Linked DNA regions of Homo sapiens: region 2 is linked to region 1. A link is an interaction called in ENCODE POLR2A ChIA-PET data of the cell type or tissue named here. Cell type or tissue: Panc1. All regions are shown on one strand. Links, peaks and the distances in the headings refer to the core of each region. The heading gives the core; the rest is flanking DNA.

Region 1 (7,653 bases), core at 1,645-6,644:
GACTGGGGCTAAGCCAAGACCCCTGTGGATCACTGGTGAGCTCCTGGAGCTGGAGTTCAGTGAGGAATAGGCTGGGAAGACCCCTTTGGAATCCTCAGGGCACTGGTGAGATCAGTTCAGGGCCTTTCTCCTCTCACTCTCTGTCCCCTCCTCTCTCAGGGAAACTAGTCAGCTTTAGCATTTTGACATTGAGAGAGAGGGAAGAATTAACCAAGGGCGGGGGGATACCTGAAAACATCAAGGGAGTGTGGAGAAATTAACTAATGTTTATTTGCTGTACCCTAGGGCAATTTACGAGGGCTCCACATGCATTATGTCGTTTAATACTCACAATCTCATGCAGCACTTGCCAGTCCCATTTTATTGTTTTTTATTTGTTAGTTTTTAGAGACAGGATCTCACTCTGTCACCCAGACTGTAGTGCAGTGGCATGATCATAGCTCTCTGCAACCTCAAACACCTAGACTCAAGTGATCCTCCCACCTCAGCCTAGCAAGTAACTGGGACTACAGGCATGTGCCACTATGCCCAGCTAATTTTTGTGTGTGTATGCAGATGGGGTCTTGCTATGATTGCCTAGGCTGGTTACAAATTCCTGGGCTCAAGTGATTGTCCCACCTTGGCCTCTCAAAGTGCTAGGAATAGAGGCATGAGCCACCACGCCCAGCCATTCCCATTTTAAAATGAAACTAAGACTGAGAAGTTGGCTCTGTTATATGCTCTTACAGTATTCTGTACTTTTTTTTCTGGAGAAATGTTCTTGCTATGTTGCCCAGGCTGGTCTGAAACTCTTGGGCTCAAGCAATCTTCCTGCCTTATCCCCCTGAGGAACTAGAACTGGAGACAAACACCACCATGCCCAGCAGCACTCTACTTTTGTATGATTACCTGTTTAAGGTCTATCTCCCTTACCAGTTATATCAGGGCAGTTTTCTCTACTTCATGATTGGCATGTAACACTATGTCTGGCACCAAGAAGATTTTCAATAAATATACATTGAATATTTATGAATATGGGAGATCTCATATGACTAATCAAAGGCCATACTGTGTTACAACCATCCTAATCTGTCTCCAAAACCTGTCTGTGATCTCTATTCTACCCCACCAAGTGCTTTCATATTATCTCACTTCTAAATGTCCAGGTTCAATGTCCTTGTCTCTCAGCTGCTTGTAAGCATACATGCACACCACCTACCAAGAACTCACCTATTCAGGGAAAGCTAGTGAGAGAGTAGAAAAAAGAAACAGCCCATTTGGGATTGTGCCCTCTTCCTACCCTCTTCAAGTCAGCATTTCTCCTCCTTCAAGAAGCCTTTACGGACAGCTCCACCTGTCCACCTGCTTCCCTTTCCTCTGGCCCTTCCCATACCTGTGCCACAAAAGTGTTTCCAAGTTACCTGGAGTCTGATTGTTCTACACATATTAGTACTTTATTAAAGCAATTTAACATTATGGATGTTTAGTGAAGGCAAATGTGTGCTCAGGCCTGCCTCTGTCAGGCCCAGTGGGTGGACACAGAAATGAATCAGACGCAACCTCAAAGGACTTATAGTCAGTGGGGGAGACAGATATTAGGCACAGATGCAATTTACTAGAGCACAAAGCATGATGACCTAAATGGTATTAAAGAACTATGAGCAACATGCTATATGCATAAACCTTAATTATTATTCTGAAGAGTGTATCATAGAAGATGAGAGCTCAAAGGTATCATCTAGTTCAACCTCTGTTTTCCAGTGGAAGAGTTTGAGACAGAGAAGGGTGGGGCCTAGCCTAAAATCTCAATCTGTCTGTCTGAGCCAAGACAGACTTCAAGTTTGTTTGTGGTTTTTTTTTTTTTGTTTTTTGTTTTTTGAGATGGAGTCTCGCTCCGTCGCCAAGCTGAAGTGCAGTGGCGCGATTTCGGCTCACTGCAACCTCCGCCTCCTAGGTTCAAGTGATTCTCCTGCCTCAGCCTCCCGAGTAGCTGGGGTTACAGCCATGCACCATCACACCCAGCTAATTTTTGTATTTTTAGTAGAGACGGGGTTTCACCATGTTGGCCAGGATAGTCTCGATCTTCTGACCCCATGATCCGCCTGCCTCAGCCTCCCAAAGTGCTAAGATTACAGGCGTGAGCCATTGTGCCAGGCCAGACTTGAAGGTTTTCTAAAGCCCAGCCTTGGACTTTTTCCTCCTCTTCTGATAGCTTCATATGCAAAGTCCTATACTTCATCAGACCATGAGATCTTTGAGGCTGGATCAGGTTCTCCCTCCTAAACCAGGGCTAGGCAAGCCCAAGACACTTACAGGCTCAGGAAATGCAATCTGATCCCAGGCTGCCAATCCAGTCTTTCAATCTGCAGCACCTAATGTGCTCCCTACTCTTATCACTATGTCCTTAAATTGATTTTCAAATATTTTTTGCAGGAAACTTAAAAACAAAATTAAACTCTCTATGCAGAATACTAGTAAATAAATCAGATAAAAAGCAAACCTTCTCTGGTTGAAGGGGAGAGAGTCCATAGCTCCACTGTTTTTCCTGTTCTTAAGTCCTGGGAAGGGAATTCTAGGAACACATATCAGAAACATTTCTTCTGGAGCTGGATGTGGTGGTGTGTGCCTGTAGTCCTAGCTACTTGAAAGGCTGAGGTGGGAGGATGACTCGAGCCCAGGAGTTCCAGGACAGCCTAGGCAACATAGTGAGAGTCCCATCTAAAAAAAAACAACAAACAAACCAGAAAAAACTTTTGTGCTGGGACATAATCTTTAATGGCGTCATAGAAGCTGCTTTAGCGTATGGTGTTCCTCTGAACCCTGTCATTTCTGGGGCTCACAATCCTTTCTTTATTCATGAAATACCAAGCACCCCAATGTCAAGTGGTCCCAATGGTGTATGGATGGGAATGAGAATTTCCCCTTGTGCCTCCTGCTCTCATGTCCTCCACAAAGAGGAGTTTGTCTGAAGGGCTACAGGGACCAGACCGAAGAGGAGACAAGAGACCCAAACACTGCCTGGCAGGTCAGGGGAGGCTTCTAGAGAAGGATCTTTGAGAAAGACTTCATCCACACAGTCATTCACCAGCCTGAATCTGATAAAGCCTCTGTTTTTGAGGATGATACAGTAGCCACCAGCTACACATGCTATTGACCACTTGAAATGTTTCCAGCCAAATTGAGACAAATTGTAAGTATAAAATACACACCGCATTTCAAAGACTTGGTACAAGAAAAGAATGCAAAATATCCAGTTAATTTTTATAACCAGTAATTTTTATGTTGATTACCATGCTAAAAGATAATATTTTGAGGCCGGGCGCAGTGGCTCATGCCTGTAATCCCAGCACTTTGGGAGGTTGAGGCGGGCAGATCACGAGGTGAGGAGTTCAAGACCAGCCTGGCCAACATGGTGAAATCCTATCTCCATTAAAAATACAAATATAAGCCAGGCATGGTGGCACGTGCCTGTAATCCCAGCTACTTGGGAGACTGAGGCAGGAGAATCATTTGAACCCAGGAGGCGGAGGTTGCAGTGAGCAGAGACCGCGCCACTGCAGTCCAGCCTGGTGACAGAGCGAGACTCCATCTCCAAAAAAAAAAAAAAAAAAAAAAAAAAGATAATACTTTGGCTATGGCTAAGTCAAATATAGTTAAAATTCATTTCGTTTCTTTTTACTTTTTTTGAAATGTCATTAATAGACAGTTTTAAATTACTTACGTGGTTCCTATTTATTTTTTTAAAAATATAAGTAGGCTGGGTGTGGTGGCTGACGCCTGTAATCTCAGCACTTTGGGAGGCCAAGGCAGGTGGATCAACTGAGATCAGTAGTTCGAGACCAGCGTGGCCAACAGGGTGAAACCCCGTCCCTACTAGAAATACGAAAATTAGCCGGGTGTGGTGACATGCACCTGTAACCCCAGCTACTCGAGAGACTGAGGCAGGATAACTGCATGAACCTGGGAGGCAGAGATTGCAGTGAGCCGAGATCGTGCCACTGCACCCCAGCCTGGGTGACATCGTGAGACTGTCAAAAAATATGTGTGTGTTTGTGTTTATAGAGACAAGGTTTCACCATCTCTGTAATTACAGGCAGACGCCACCGCGCCAGACTCTTAGGGTATGATATTTTTAAAAGATATTTGTTTAGTGTTTGAGATACGCATTGACAACAGGTCTTTTACACCCATTCTCATGTTATCTTCAAAACTACGGGGTGAAATATAATTATTCTATTTTACCAAAGACAGATTTGAGGCTCAGAAAGGTTAAGCTATTTATTCCTGGAATCAATCCGTTTATTTGAAAAGCTTCTGGAAGACAGGGATCCTGTCTTAAACGCTGTGTTTCTTCACAGCACCTAGCACTTAGCTCTCTCCACGTGGTAGGCGCTCAGAAACTTTGTGCTGAACGAAGGATATGGATTCTCAAGTCAAAGCTCCGAGCGCAAAGCCAGGGAGCGAAGCACCAGAGGGCGCCCATGAGCCCGCCCACCCGCGGGTCGCCGGGGCCCAAGCTGGACCTCAGGCCTGGGTGCGGCTCTTCAGCCCCAAGCAGCTGCGCGCCCCAGCAGAACAGGGGGCGAGGGGGCGAGGGAAGCCCCAAGTCCTCCGTCCGCCCCGCCCCCTCCCCAGAGCCAGGCCTCGCAGGGCTGCACGGTGCTGAATGACGACTCGACATCCTGTTTTTGGGGCCCGCGGCTCCGCCTGCGCCTCTGCTGATCTTGTCTTTCCCTTGGGTGCTGACGCCAGCTCCTCTTCCCCCCGAGTCTCCCCACCCTCCCCAGGGGTCTGGGGCCTTCCCACTGCTGAATCACCACCACCTCGCACTCCCCCGGGGCTCAGGGCAGGGGCGGGGACTGCCCCAGCCTCGGCCACCACTCTATCCCTGGGGTTGACTGAAGGGACCAGGCCCAGGGGCGCCTTTCTCAGCATCTTCCCGCGGAGGCTGGTGGGGGCGGGATGGGGGGAAGAGGACGAACGCCTAGCGCCCAGGGTAGGGCCTCCAGGGGTAGGGTGGCCAGGAGGAGGCGGAGAGACTTGACCTTGGGAGGCCTGACTTACTGACCGCAGGGGCAGCGGACTGGGAGGGGAACGTGGCAAGCCCGGGACTGGGCCGGGGGCGAGGCTGGGGGCGGGCCGGGGCTGGAGAGGGGGAGATCGGCCCTCGGACTTCCTGGTCGGGCCCCGCCCCGGCCCGCCCCGCCTCGCCGGCCCGCCCCCCCCACTTCCTCCGGCCTCCCGCTCTCACTTCCTTCTCGAGCCCGGAGCCGCTGCCGCCGCCCCCAGCTCCCCCGCCTCGGGGAGGGCACCAGGTGAGGCCCGGCCGGGGCTGGCGGGTAGGGGTCCGGGGGAGGAGAGCCCGGCCGGCCCAGGACTCGGCGCGGGCGCCGGCTCATGAGTTTGCTGGCGGAGGCCGCGGGCGGGAGCTTCTCGGTTCAGTCCAAGTAGGGCGGGCGCGGCCGGCCGGGCGGGGCGGGAACGGGGCCACTGCGAGCCGGCGGAGGCTCGGCGAGGGTGGCTTCCCGGCGGCTGTACCGCCTCTAGGGAGCCGAGAGGGACCCCTGAGGTCGGAGGGTCCCGGGCTCCAAGATAAGTGTCTCTGAAGTGGAAGAGCTCAGAGCTGGGAGATCGGACGCAGGTGGGGTGTCCTCAGAAGTTGGTGGGGGGGGTGTTGAGAAGTGCGTGAGGGGAGAGGGCTTCTGGGCTGGAAAAGGCGCTCCCTCTGCTCTGGCAGTTGTGACACTTGGGGTGAGAGGGGCGGTGTCTGGGGCCTCCGAAAGCTCTCTCCCTGTCAGATGGATGCTAATACAGACCCACACTCGGTCTGCAGCCCCAAGGCCCTCTGCACTCAGGAGGACCCGGGTTGGGTGGGGGAGCCCCGCCGACCCCAGTCGTTGTCTGTATGTCTGTTTTCCTGAGTCCCGACCTTACCTGGAGCCAAGCAGTAGGTATTTAGTGAGCAGACGCTGTTCCTAGCTGACCAGAGCCTGGCCTTGCTCTTTTGGGAGTAACTTGGTCTTGCCCTGTAACTGGAAGTGGAAGGACTCTCATTCAGAGGTACTGATAGTCCCTGACAAGTTTTTGTTGTGTCTTTTGGGGACAATTGAGAACCATCTCCTAGTGTTCCTCTTCATTCTTAGTCCCTGAATTATACACATGCTCCTGTCGTCTCCCTCCACACCTTCTTTAGTTTCTACCCACAAATCCGCCATCACTCTCTTCTCATCCCTTCCAGTCTCTTTTCCTCCAAACATACGGTCATACCTAGGCCTTGACCTGTCTTCACCTACCCTGCCCCATGTTCGTCTTGGTCCTCTGCAACCTGCCCCATCCCTTCCCTTCCCAGCTCTGGCACCCACACACATGCACCTCCTGGTTTCTTCCATCACCCCTCATTCCTTTTGAACCCTCAGCCTGTCACCCTCTCTGTATCCTTCCCTCCCACCCACTTATCTCCAGCTTTGGAATCAGTTGTTGAAGACTTAGTGAGTTCTAGAGTCTTTTCAAACCTCCCTAGCTTGGAGAGGCAGTCTGCAGCCTCCCAGTGATAGAGACGGATTAAAGAGCTGGAAAGCCTGTGTGTGTGTGTGTGTGTGTGTGTGTTTGCGTGTGTGTTCGCACGCGCGTGTCTGTGTATCTACATCTTCATCTCTTAGAGATGGATTAAAGAGATGGAAAGCCTGTGTGTGTGTGTGTGTGTGTGTGTGTGTGTGTGTGTGTTCGCGCGCGCGTGTCTGTGTGACTACATCTTTATCTCTTACAGACAAAATAACTGCCCTCAGCCTTGAGAGGGCCCAGAGCAAGGGAAGCCAGCAGAATGAAGGGAACCTGCAGTGAGTGAGGTTGTGGTTAGGCAGGAGGAAGCCGTTTGTAGCAGTCAGGGTAGGGTGACACAGGAATAAGACTTGTAAGAGAGGCCGTGGGAAATCAAAATCACCCCAACCCGTGGTGCTTGACCAAGAGGCCAGGCCTAGAAGCCGGAAGACAGCCTGAAGGTCCCTGACTCCATTACCTACTAGTTCCAGCATCACCTGGTGGAAAGAATGGGACCAGCTTGGGTGTGATGGAAATAAAGGGAGGAGGCAAATGCAGGATTCTGGAGGAAAGACTGCAGCTGGTCTAACTTCGGACTTAAGAAGCGGCGGAGGCAAAAGTGTCTGCTCCTTTCCTGCTACCTTCTGGGGCCTGCCTAGGCTGGGTACCCGCATGCCCTGATCTGCATCAGGGCCTTAGTGACCAGGAAGCCCTCTGGAGTTCTACTGACCCCTCTGCCTTCAGGCATCCTTAATACTCCCCATCTCACCTAGGACCCTATTCCTTCTCAGGAATTCCTCCCAAATTTAACTTCAGTCCATCCTGGCTATGGAGGCTCTTGTTTCCACTCTAGAGCTCCATCCTCAAGCTTTTGGGGTGCATCTGAGGATCTTGCTCCTGTCTACCTCCTCTAGTCATCTGTATTCATTTCTCTCCACTAGAAAAAAAGAGAAGTAGAGGGGAGTAAGTGCTACAGCTAAATTTAAGGGCTCTCCCTGTTCCCCATTCTGTCATCTTCCCATGTCACAGTCGTCCCTCTCCCATGAATTGTTCTTCTTCCAGTCCTGCCCTTCCAACCACTTGTCTCTCTTCCCATTTCTTGGAGGTACAGAAGTTTGGGTCCGGGAAGAAATCCCA
Region 2 (7,653 bases), core at 1,689-6,688, 270 kb before region 1:
TTTGACAGCCTAAATATCTTTTATATATATTTTTATCTTAATCAAGGTATCACTGTGTTGCCCAGGCTACAGTGCAGTGGCATAATCATGGCTCACGGCAGCCTTGAACTTCTGACCTCAAGTGATCTTCCCACCTCAGCCTTCCAAAGTGTTGGAATTACAGATGTGAGCCACCATGCCTGGCCCTAAATATCTTTTGATCTATCTGCTTCTGTCAATTTCTACTTTCACCTCCCTAATCTAGACTACCACAATTTCTTATATAAACTGCTATAAGAGTCCCCTAACTAGTTCTTGGCACTTACCTTCTTTTTAAAACAACCTTATTGAAATATAATTCACACCAAGCGTGGTGGCTCATGCCTACAATCCCAGCACTTTGGGAGGCCAAGGCGGGTGGATCACCTGAGGTCAGGAGTTTAAGACCAGCCTGACCAACATGGTGAAACCCCATCTCTACTAAAAATACAAAAATTGGCTGGGTGTGGTGGCGGGCACCTGTAATCCCAGCTACTCAGGAGGCTGAGGCAAGAGAATTGCTTGTACCAAGGAGGCACAGGTTGCAGTGAGCCAAGATCGCAACACTGCGCTCCAGCCTGGGTGACAGAGTGAGACTTTGTCTCAACAACAAAAAAAAAAAGGAATATAATTCACAAATAATATAATTCCCCATTTAAAGTGTACTACTCAATGGCTTTTAATATACTCATAGACTTGTGTAACCATCACCACAATCCAATCAATTTTAGAACATTTTTGTTATAAGCATTTGCCTTTTCTCCAATTCATTTACCACATTACAGTCAGAGATCTTTCCAGAATCTAAATCTCATTTAATCAGAGCAGGCAGCTACTAAAAGGTCATTAAATTATTTTTTATGTGATGAACTAACTGCCCAGTTTCTTCAGGTCAAGGCGTATTTCCCTACTCAAAACACCTACCTAGAAAGTTGTGGGCGGTTGGTACCAGCATTGAAGAGAGTGGGCGAAGCATGAGTAAACCACCTCTCAGAAAGAAGATTATATGTTTCAATTGCTGCATCAATGTCTTCTTTGTGGATCCCAACAGATACTCTCATCAACATATGTTGTGGTCTTTCAGCCACTATAGACAAAAGAGGAGTTTTCACATGATGAGACGTCAGAAAAAGTAGGTTGAGATACGTATTTGAATTTCAGAAAAGGACACCAAAAGGAAACTAGAAAAACTTTATACTAATAAACAGGACAATTATCCACAAACTAAACCTAAAGTCCAAAATGTTATCTAGAGTCTAAGCAAGAATATTAAGACTTATAGCTCAAAGCTATACATTCAATATAATGAGTAGAAAATGTAACAGACAAACATGTTCATTTCTCACCTTTTCCATTGATCTTCAACAAATAAGACCGCTCTAGCGTCTAGAAAGAGAGAAACAACAAAAAATTTTCAGAGCACCGTTTTTAAAGACGCAGTGGATATATCATCCACAATAAGGCAATCTCTTTAAATCTTCGCCGTTTCTATAAAATTTCAAATGAAAAGAATAGCACATTTACTCTTCCTAGCTTCATCTGGAACATTATCATTGGCACTTTTTTTTTTTTTTTTGAGACAGAGTCTCGCTCTGTCGCCCAGGCTGGGGTGCAGTGGCGCAATCTCAGCTCACTGCAAGCTCTGCCTCCCGGGTTCATGCCATTCTCCTGCCTCAGGCTACCGAGTAGCTGGGACTACAGGCGCCCACCACCAGGCCCAGCTAATTTTTTTTTTCTATTTTTAGTAGAGACAGGGTTTCGTCATGTTAGCCAGAATTATCATTGGCACTTTTTTTAAAAAAAACTTTTTAAAACGTTTTGTAGAGACATGGTCTCCCTGTGTTGCCCAGGCTGGTGTCAAACTCCTAAGCTCAAGGAATCCTCCCATCTCAGCCTCCTCACTGGCACTTTTGTTTCGGCAGAGACTGCATGAAAATTTCTGGAAAAAGCCAGCTCTACACACATTAACAGAAGTTGTAGTATTCATCATCATCATCAACTTCACAACAGCTAACACTTAAAAAGCGCCTGTAACAGACTAGGCACGGATCTAAGCAACATATACACTCGTTACACTCATTTAATCCCCTGAAGACTCCTCATGGGGATTAAATGAGCAACATATACATCAGGGATTCCTCAGCGGATTAAATGAGTGTATATGTTGTTTAGAGCAGTGCCTGGTCTGTTACAGGCACTTTTTTTTTTTTTTTTTTTTGAGACAGAGTCTCACTCTGTCACCCAGGCTGGAGTGCAGTGCCACGATCTTGGCTCACTGCAACCTCCGTCTCCTGAGTATAAGCAGTTCTCCTGCCTCAGCCCCCCAAGTAGCTGGAATTACAGGCATGCACCACCATGCCCAGCTAATTTTTGTATTTTTTAGTAGAGAAGGCATTTCGCCACGTGGCCCAGGCTGGTCTCGAACTCCTGACCTCGAGTGATCAGCCCGCCTCGGCTTCCTAAAGTGCTGGGATTACAGGCGTAAGCCACCATGCCCAGCCTGTTATAGGCACTTTAAATTGAAATTTAAACTAAATTGGCCGCAGTGGCTCATGCCTGTAATCCCAGGACTTTGGGAGGCCAAGGTGGGTGGATCACCTGAGGTCAGGAGTTCAAGACCAGACTGGCCAACATGGTGAAACTCCGTCTCTACTAAAAATACAAACATTAGCTGGGCATGGTGGTGTGTGCCTGTAGTCCCAGTCACTCAGGAGGCTGAGGCAGGAGAACTGCTTATACTCAGGAGACAGAGGTTGAAGTGAGCCAAGATCGCGCCACTGCACTCCAGCCTAGTCAACACAGTGAGACACAGACTCAAAAAAAAAATTTTTTTTTAATTAAATTTGTTGTTGAAATTTTATATTCTCCCCATTCTAAAATGGAGGAAACAAGCACAGAGAGATTAAATAACTTGCTAATAAGAAATAGAGCAGAGACTGGAATTCAGGTGGACACTGACATTCATGTTCTCAGTCACTACACTATACTATACTGCCTATCAACGCAAAAATACTTAGAATGTTATGAAATACTTATGGTAATTTATCTGCATAACTCCTCAGGTAATCCAGAAGTAATATGTGGAAAATTCAAAAACTGCAAATAGATAAGCTACCTTTGCCTTAATTCAAACCACCACTGCTACCTTAACCCCACTAATTCCCCAGGTCCATCTCAACTCCAAACAACTTATGGCCTTGATAACTGTCACCAAAACATAAACAAAATCCTTTATTTCATGATTTAAGTATAAATTCCCACATACTTGAAACCCATTATTTACCTTAAAGCCGAAGTAATTGTAAGAGAAATCTCGGTCATAGATAATAGCAGAATTCAGGCGCTGATAGGGGTGAAAAAGAACCCATAATTAAATTAAAATAATTACTTATTTTCACAAAATCTCTTATCTCTCGGCCCTGACTCCAGAACTAAAATCAACACAGGATACAATGAGATAACACTAAGCATTATTACTGTAGAATAGAAGTCCATCTAACATTCTAAAAAAAAGAAACAATACATATAAATTAAGTATCCTAATTAGGTTTAAAAACATGTATATGAAAACACTAGAAGATAATACATAAATATATGTTGTGAGATTAAATGTGATTTTCCAAACTTTTACTATTATGTTTATAGTATGTTTTGAAAGAGGGAAAAAACATGAGCATAAATGGGACTATATTATCATCCTTAAACATGTTTTTAGATTGGCTATTAATCCAAAAGTATTGGTACCACATATTTACTAATATATATATATATTTATTTTAAAAGCTAGCCTACTTCAAACTGTATATAACAGTATATATAATAAACAATGACAGGAAGCAGGCTTATGTTAATTCTGAGGCTCTTCAAAATCTATAGTCCTTTAACAAGTTTCCAACAAAGAACTATTGTAACAGTAAGATTTTAGAGCATAACTGGTCCTTGTTACAGAGTTTTTGTAGGCTACAAAGTCATTCAGAGGAAAATAAAAGCAATAACGTACAAATAATCATTTTGGAGAGAAAAAAAAGGAGCCAGGTTTTCAAAATACTGACAGTGTTTCTACATAATGATCCATATCTAAGGACTAGAAAAACCTATACGAAAGCTTGCTTTCCTTTTCTCTTAAAATTTTAAGGTCATCTTTGTTGCCAAAGGCAGGTATGGGCCCAGTGTGAATATTAGAGAACTGAAATACTTGACTATCAATAGGTATATTTTTAGACACAGGTTTTGCTGTTGCTGCTGCTGTATTTTTGTCTTCAACTTGTCTTCGAGATTACACAAATTAACAACACACAAACAACTCAGTTTTCTCCTAGTCTCTTTAACATCAGATACATGTTTAGAGAGATAGTCAATTAATCATTCTTTTTTTTTTTTTTTTTTTTTGAGACTGAGTCTCACTCTGTTGCCCAGGCTGGAGTGCAGTGGCCCAATCTCGGCTCACTGCAAGCTCCGCCTCCCGGGTTCACGCCATTCTCTAGCCTCAGCCTCCTGAGTAGCTGGGACTACAGGCACCAGCTCCCACACCTGGCTAATTTTTTGTATTTTTAGTAGAGACGGGGTTTCACCGTGTTAGCCAGGATGGTCTGGATCTCCTGACCCCGTGATCCACCCGCCTCAGCCTCTCAAAGTGCTGGGATTACAGGCGTGAGCTACCGCGCCCGGCCTAATCATTATATTACCTAAAGTTAAAACTGGTCTCTAATCTGTCCAGATATACACGGTAAATAAATCCTGTGTGTAAAAGGGCTGGCTAGGCTACATCTTTTCCCTTCTGTCCTCTGGCATCTAGTTAAGAAACAGGTTCAAACACAAGTGGATAATTTTTAAGTTGCTGAGCATGAGCTTGTAAAATTTTACCTGAGCAACCTTTTTGGGAGTCAGTTTGGCAATGCCTATCAAAATTTTGAATTCATATACACATTGGCTCAGCAATTCTACTGAAGGGATTTATCTTACAGATATATTCATCTATGAGCAAAACACCTACCATACAAGAATATTCACTGCAGTGAAAAGATGAAAAACAAATATTGATCACTAAAGGAATTCTTACACATACATACAATGACAATATATCTACAAAATGGAACGTTATACAACTGTTATAAAAAAGGGTAAATTCATAAAGGCTGATATAGAACAAACAAGATATACTTACAAGTGAAGAAAGTATCAATGAAAACTGTATGCACAGTACAGTACCACTGAGAAGAAAAATATGTATGTACACACATACACATGTATGCACACACGTATGTACAAAATAGCTCTGGAAAAATACATTTTAAAATGATAAAGTTGTTTCTAGAGAGGAAAATCAGGAATCAGGGTAGGAAACAGAATTAGTATTTACCTGTATCTTTTGCAGTGTTTAAATTTTCTAAAATGTGTGCATTATTAAAAAAGACTCTCAAAAAATTTCCACCAGATAAGTGTTATACATACATCTTTATTGGCCAGAACAATATCCAATGTTGACTTGGCCACCATGGGAGAGTGTTTGCCATTATGTGGATTTATGTAGTTATAGAGGTCTTCCATCACATCTAAAAAATACAACAAAAAATGAAAATATATCAAGACCACTTAACAGCTAATTCAATCTTTAGGTAATAGTTGAAAACAGTGGTTCTCAACCCTTTTTGTCATCTCAACCCACCTCAATGCCTAGCATATAAAGTGCTCAATAAACACATATATGTTGAAGAAATATGTAATGCCTCATTTAAGGAAACAATCTTCTAGAGTTAAAGTGATTATAAGTTCTTGTAGTTTAAAATAGATTCCTGGGCCGGGCGCGGTGGCTCACGCCTGTAATCCCAGGACTTTGGGAGGCCGAGGCGGGTGGATCACGAGGTCAGGAGATTGAGACCATCCTGGCTAACACGGTGAAACCCGTCTCTACTAAAAATACAAAAAATTAGCCGGGCGTGGTGATGGGAGCCTGTAGTCCCAACTACTCGGGAGGCTGAGGCAGGAGAATCACTTGAACCCGGGAGGCGGAGGTTGCAGTGAGCCGAAATCACACCATTGCACTCCAGCCTAGGCGATAAGAGCAAAACTTTATCTCAAAAAAAATAAAAAAATTTTAAAAAGAGAAAATGAAAAAAAGAACAAAGATCCATCAACCTTTTTATGCAGCAGATAGGCAGCATGGAGAAATACGAAATTGTAGTCTGCTCTTTCCCACTAATTTACATATTTGCTATTTATTTATTTATTTATTTATTTATGAGACGGAGTCTCACTCTGTTGCCCAGGCAGGAGTGCAGTGGCACAGTCTCAGCTCACTGCAACCTCCGCCTCCCGGGTTCAAGCAATTCTCCTGCCTCAGCCTCCCCAGTAGCTGGGATTACAGGCCCCCACCACCACGCCCAGCTAATTTTTTGTATTTTTAGTAGAGAAAGGGTTTCGCCATGTTGGCCAGGCTGGTCTCAAACTCCTGACCTCAGCGATCCACCTGCCTCAGCCTCCCAAAGCACTGGGATTACAGGCGTGAGCCACTGCACCTAGTCTATTTTATAATTTTAGATTTTTCTTAAAACGTAGAGATGGGGTTTCGCCACATTGCCCAGGCTGGTCTCAAACTCCTGGACTCAAGCGATTTGCCTGCCTTGGCCTCCCAAATTGCTGGGATTCGAGGTGTAAGCCACCCCATCTAGCCATATTTGCTTCTTTAAACAGTCAAGATTTATTTCTAGTACCCTTATTACTTTTCTGAGAGTACTAAATTTTTACTTTTTCACCCCAGACTTACCACTGAACACTTTCTTTGTTTCTTTGTGCAAGTTAGAGACAGCGATCCTGGCTGCCAGGATAGCATAGTCAGGGTGCTTAGTAGTCAAGGTTGCAGCTGTTTCAGCAGCCAAAGTATCTAGTTCCACTGTGGTGACCCCACTGTACAAGCCTTGGATTACTTTCATGGTGATCTGAGCCTACAAAAATAAAACCAAGAATTACTTGAGCTTTCCCAAGAAACAATAGCTTCCTTAAAAGAGTAATTAAGAAAACCATCATGGCCAGGTGTGGTAGTACATGCCTATAGTCCCAGCTACTCAGTGGCTGAGGTGAGGAGATCACTTAAGCTTAGCAGTTCACGACACTATTAAAAAAAAAAGCCAGGCGTTGTGGCTCACACCCATAATCACAGCACTTTGGGAAGCCAATGTGGGAGAATGGCTTGAGTCCAGGAGTTCGAGACCAGCCTGGGCAAGCTAGGAAGACCACCCTGCCCCGCCCCCAATCTCCACAGATAATAAAAAAAATTAGCTGGGTGTGGTGGTACACACCTGTGATCCCAGCTACTCGGGAAGCTGAGGCTGCAATGAGCTGTGATTATGCCACTGCACTCCAGCCTGGGTGGCAGAGTGAGACCCTGTCTCAAAAAAAAAAAAAAAAAAAAGGAAAGAAAAAAGAAAACAATCAAATTCACATCACAATAAAAACGACAGGTTGGGCACAGTGGCTCACACCTGTAATCCCAACACTTTGGGACGCCAAGGTAGGAGGCTCGCTTGAGCCCAGGAGTTTGGGACAAACCTGAGCAATATAATGAGACCCCATCCCTACTAAAAATAAAAAAATTAGCCAGTCATGGTGGTAAGTGACTGTGGTTGCAGCTACAGGGTA

The links. ChIA-PET counts read pairs that join two places held together with the same protein. Peaks named below come from ENCODE experiments on the same cell type or tissue, not always from the same donor. Only the 100,000 strongest peaks of a DNase experiment are listed, where the experiment ranks them.
Region 2: POLR2A ChIA-PET joins it to region 1 with 19 read pairs; 14 of 35 experiments call an interaction of 5 or more read pairs at or near these places.

Annotation. Positions count from the first base shown.
Region 1 is chr11:3,838,535-3,846,187 of GRCh38, reverse strand. It overlaps RHOG (ras homolog family member G), which reads left to right and starts at 5,229. Exons shown (of 2, transcript NM_001665.4): 1 at 5,229-5,294. RefSeq lists silencers at 4,289-4,338, 4,379-4,648, 4,999-5,048, 5,099-5,488 and an enhancer at 6,889-7,088. In Panc1, for the core only: a CTCF peak has its summit at 4,459 (motif pointing right); DNase peaks (open chromatin) are centred at 4,397, 4,717 and 4,919; H3K4me3 peaks cover 2,492 bases; H3K27ac peaks cover 2,215 bases.
Region 2 is chr11:4,105,352-4,113,004 of GRCh38, reverse strand. It overlaps RRM1 (ribonucleotide reductase catalytic subunit M1), which reads right to left. Exons shown (of 19, transcript NM_001033.5): 3 at 6,782-6,959; 4 at 5,470-5,570; 5 at 3,302-3,361; 6 at 1,365-1,404; 7 at 943-1,105. Among named protein-coding and RNA genes, the nearest start is that of RRM1, 14 kb to the right of the region's middle. In Panc1, for the core only: no CTCF peak of the experiment used is centred there; no DNase peak of the experiment used is centred there.